2 separate regions of the Homo sapiens genome follow, and region 1 is linked to region 2. Evidence: read pairs that join two places in POLR2A ChIA-PET (ENCODE). Cell type or tissue: MCF 10A. All regions are shown on one strand.

What was found. ChIA-PET counts read pairs that join two places held together with the same protein. Peaks named below come from ENCODE experiments on the same cell type or tissue, not always from the same donor. Only the 100,000 strongest peaks of a DNase experiment are listed, where the experiment ranks them.
Region 1: POLR2A ChIA-PET joins it to region 2 with 6 read pairs; 1 of 35 experiments calls an interaction of 5 or more read pairs at or near these places.

The regions. Positions count from the first base shown.
Region 1 is chr6:125,123,046-125,125,545 of GRCh38, forward strand. It overlaps LOC124901394 (a long non-coding RNA gene), which reads right to left and starts at 1,006. Exons shown (of 2, transcript XR_007059735.1): 1 at 840-1,006. RefSeq lists an enhancer at 584-1,783. In MCF 10A, no CTCF peak of the experiment used is centred here; DNase peaks (open chromatin) are centred at 626 and 1,276.
Region 2 is chr6:125,273,070-125,275,569 of GRCh38, forward strand. It overlaps HDDC2 (HD domain containing 2), which reads right to left. Exons shown (of 6, transcript NM_016063.3): 6 at 2,281-2,500. LOC124901395 (a long non-coding RNA gene) reads left to right here. Exons shown (of 2, transcript XR_007059736.1): 2 at 1-2,500. Among named protein-coding and RNA genes, the nearest start is that of HDDC2, 28 kb to the right of the region's middle. In MCF 10A, no CTCF peak of the experiment used is centred here; a DNase peak (open chromatin) is centred at 1,152.

The DNA.
Region 1 (2,500 bases), 150 kb before region 2:
AAGTGCTTAAATATTTTGAAAGAAAACTAAAAGCTATAATTCCTTTTAGTTTACGTGACTTTAATCATCTTTAGGAAATAAGAACAGCTTTAAAGATCATTGGTAAAACATAGACATTTGGTCCAAATTAGGCAGGTCAGATATTAGGTTTACTAAATGCTTTAAGGTTGTAAACTGCTTTCACTTTTGAAAATTGTTCAACTTGCCTGCTTTACAGCTAGGTAAGGCCTGGGGATGTGTGGGGTTAGCCATGCCCCCTAGCTATGCTGGAAGGAGTCAGACCTTATCTGCACTTCCGTCTGATGTCCTAGGCTCAATCCTAATACATAATTAAAATTGCTTACTGACCAGGTTTTTCACCAAAAGTTGCTAAGAGTTAACAGTATAACTTGTACTCGAGACTTCTAAAAAAATAGTTTTACATGCCAGGTGTGTGAAGAAAGTGAAATGTGCCTTTAGTAAAAGATTATAAGAAGACATGGGAATGTACATTTTTGCCTAGTTTAGAGGGTTAAAGGATTGTTTTAAATTAAATAGGATAGGAGAGAGATCATCATGGCAGATGGGAGGCAGGACTAGATTGCAGCTCCAGACCGAGCAGCTTGCGAAAGCTCGCATTGTAAATGTTGGCTCCGGATTGACTGCAAGAACAAACCAGCAATCCCGAGAGGACCCGCAGACCCTCTGAAGGAAGTGGACTGCTCCTACAGGACCCAAGAGACATCCCAAATACCGTGAGGGACCCAACTACAGAAGTGGAAAAGTGAGACCCTCCTCTCCTGAACACACACCCCCACTGGAGAAGCTGAAGGTCTGTTTGCAGAAGTTTCTGACCTTACCTGGAGCTGAGCCAATTTAGAAAGCCAAGTGAAATAAAGGGGTAGAGGAAGCAGCAGAAAGGCCCTGGGAGCTCGCTGGGTCCCCTGGCAGGCCATTCCTGCCTGGCACCACAGGGACCCATCAGGTGGGTGACCAGAGGATCAGGGGGTAAAACTACACAGGAAGAAGGAACTCTCTGGCTGAACTTTGTAACAATTTGAATGCGGAGAGAAGCTTCCTTGCCAGAACTTGGGGGAGGGTGCAAATCTGGTGTGCAGACTCCACAAGTTGCGGGGAGAACCAAGCCCTTTTCTCTCACAGCTGGGAGGTGGGTAGCCCGGGGCAAGTATTCAACCCCATTGTGCCCTCTGCCTGGAAACAGACTCTTGGCTGTCTGCGGAGGGAGCACAGTGGGAGTGAGACTGCCCTTCATTTTGCATGGGAGCTGGGTGAGGCCTGTGGCTGCCAGCTTTCCCCCACTTCCCGACAACCTGCATGACTCAGCAGAGCCAGCCATAATCCTGCTAGGTACACAGCTCCAGTGACCAGGGAGAGTCATCCTCATCCCCCACAGCAGCCACAACAAGACCCGCCCAAGGAGAGTCTGAGCTCAGACATGTATAGCTCTGCCCCCACCTGATGGTCCTTCCCTATACACCCTGGTAGCAGAAGACAAAGGGCATATACTCATGGGAGTTCTAGGGCCCTGCCCACTGCTGGTCCCTCTCTATACTTCTACAGCTGATGCTTTCTGGATAGCACCACCTCCTGGGAGGAGACCAACCAACACAAAAATAGAGTATTAAAACACCAAAGCTAAGAACCCTCACGGAGTCCATTGCACACTGCCTCCCACCCCCTCACCATTGTCTCCACCAGAACAGGCAGTGGTATCCATGGCTAAGAGACGGTTCACATCACAGGACTCTGTGCAGACATCCTCCAGTACTAGCCCAGAGCCGGATAGACTCACTGGGTGGTTAGACGCAGAAGAGAGACAATAATCACTGAAGTTAAGCTCACAGGAAGCCATATCCATAGGAAAAGGAGGAGAGTACTACATCAAGGGAACACCCCATGGGACAAAAGAATCTGAACGACAGCCTTCAGCCCTAGACCTTCCCTCTGACAGAGCCTACCCAAATGAGAAGGAACCAGAAAACCAACGCTGGTACTATGACAAAACAAATCTCTTCAACACTCCCAAAAAATCATCATACTAGTTCACCGGCAATGGATCCAAACAAAGAAGAAATCCATGATTTACTTGAAAAAGAATTCAGTAGGTTAGTTATTGAGCTAATCAGGGAGGGACCAGAGAAAGGCAAAGCCCAATGCGAGGAAATCCAAAAAAAAGATACAAAAGTAAAGGGAGAAATATTCAAGGAAGTAGATAGCTTAAAGAAAAAACAATTAAACATTCAGGAAAATTTGGAAACACTTTTAGAAGTGCTAAATGCTCTGGAAAGTCTCAGCAATAGAATTGAACAAGTAGAAGAAAGAAATTCAGAACGCGAAGACAAGGTCTTTGAATTAACCCAATCCAACAAAGACAAAGCACAAAGAATAAGAAAATATGAACCAAGTCTCCAAGAAGTCTGGGATTATGTTAAACTACCAAAATTAAGAATAATCAGTTTTCCTAACGAAGAAGAGAATTCCAAAAGCTTGGAAAACATAT
Region 2 (2,500 bases):
AGATGACTTGCCTTGGCATATACATTCAGTGTCTACAGAGAACTGGACATGGCTGGAGACTTGGGGTCCCGTGGTTGACATCTGGAATGCAACGCAGCAAGCTTTGGACAAAGGACGCTGCAAGATCCATGGTGCTCCCATCATGTGGCTGGCCCATAGCATTTATGATGGCTGGGGCTGGCTAGCGGGGGAACATGTAGTACCCCCAGCCCAGGTGTCGCAGAGCATAGAGCAACACTGGGGTAACACCACTGTGGGATAGGTACCCATCACAGCCTGTGTAAACATAACACATGTCACCATACTGAAGGTATGCTGGAACAAGCAGCCCCCAAGTTTGGGCCCCAAGGGACTTTGTGCCCCCTGGGAGTTTATGGGTCTGTGGGCACACAGGGTGGCCTTACCTACCAGTGAACTGGACGGAATGTTGGAACTGGGGGTGGCCACTGTTCTCTCCACATTGCCCAGACACTGCATAACTGGAAGGCGCTACACTCTCATTTTTTGTGAGTGCGACGAGCTCCCCAGTGGTTCTACCCCTTGACAGTGACTATCCCTGCGGCGGGTGTCACAACTGTAGAAGCACAAGTTACTGCTCTTGCAGAGCACACCACTCGGGCTCTGAATTACACCCAAGTGGCCCTCCTCCTGTTAATGGATGAGGCTGGTCAGATGAGAAAGGTGGTATTGCAAAACTGAATGGCCTTAGACATAGTAACCTGCTGCACAAGGAGGCACCTGTGCCCTTTTAGGAACACAATGTTGTACCTTTATCCCTGACAATTGGCAGAACATAACAGCAGCCCTGCAAGAGGTCTCATGGGAGATTAAGGTGGTGGAGAGCCTTACTGACAACCCCCTGCAGAGATGGTGGGCATCTCTGGGCTGTGGCCTACGCTGGGCCCTTACAGTCCTAAGTAGCATAGCTGGGATCCTGGTAATGAGCTGTTGCTCTCTGTAGTGTTGTGGGTTATGGATTCAGGGCTCCACCCTATGGGCACGTATCCCTACCTGAAAGACTCCTCTCAGCCTAGGGGATGGAGTGTAAGGGAAATGGCTGCATTTTAGTCAGGAGTAGGCTGAGGCAGCCTTCTGGCACAGCATGACTCAGTGGGTTTGGAACGCAGGCACACAACTCTACACATTATGTAACCATGCCACGTGAGGCACATTAGGTGACCATTCACATGAGCCTGTGCTTGGCTGGGATCCATTATTGTCTCTAAAAGGTTTAACTACCCTGCTGATGCTGTACATATGGCTCGCGCCTAGAGAGAGAATAACGCCATGTCAAAACTGCCTACGATTCCTCAAGTTTTTCCAGCTACCTGCCACCAGCCCACCAACTCCCTTTGGACCTCAGTTTGGGCTAGAATCTGACAAACAGTAACAAATAATTCTTTTTTCTTGAGTTCAAACCATGAATAATTATTTACTCTGCATTGTAATTATAGGGTTGTCATTCAGAAGACAAAGTCTAGGCAAATGGCAGGTATCTTCTAAGGACTAACATTTTTAAGTAATAATGCTCATTTATAGACATTGCTGGTAGGCTCAGGAGCTGTTATTTTGTTGATCTTCATTTTGTTATTTTCTTATCATCAAATGTTTTATTTATAACACTATTATATTTTTTTCTTTCTTTCTTTAAAAGATGTATTTCCTCAGGAAGGAAGGTTTAGGACTAACTGAAAACTCCCATTTCGTAGGTAGATGATGAACTGAGATAATGGTTAAGTGACTAGTTATAAAGTCTAACCCAGTAGAAGTTTCCAAAGTCTCTCTGTGAATTGTTTTGTTAGCTATTTATGAAAATTATGGTAGACAAAACATTGAAAATAAAACTGCAGGGCCACAGAACACCTTCTGGTTATAAATACTTGAACTTTATCTGGGGTTATTTTGTGTGTATGTTTTCATGCCAAGGGAAAAACTCCACAATCCTAATAGATGGAGTTGTTTTCCTACTAACCATATATCCAGTAATGGACTTTACCCTCTTTCTTCTTTTTGATACAGAGCAATTACACATACATATGTGTGTTGCTTCTGAAAAGATCATGCACCTTGCTTCCTGCAGATTGGGTATCCATGGATACCGCAAAGAGTTTCCAAAGAAACACTGCCTAGAATTTTCACCATGCCAGCCTCGAAGGCCTTCAAATGGAAAGTGACATTTGAATTAAAGGGACAAGCATCATTGCTCCACACCAAAACACTGGGCAGGTTTGCAGAAATCGTATTCTTTTTTGCACTATTCAATGTAAAGGCAGACAGGGTGGATTATTTATCCTATAAAAGGGAAAAGAGAGGAAGAAATCGGGTTGATATATTCCCTACCTGAGGCTCAATGACCCCAGTTCCTATTTATATTTCTCACCTGATGATACATGCTTTTACAATAAAGGTCTCAAGATTTATAAGTCAGACAGGGAAAAATATACAAAGGAATACAAGTTGCATTTTTATATGCCCCGGTTTATATCTCTAAATGACAAAA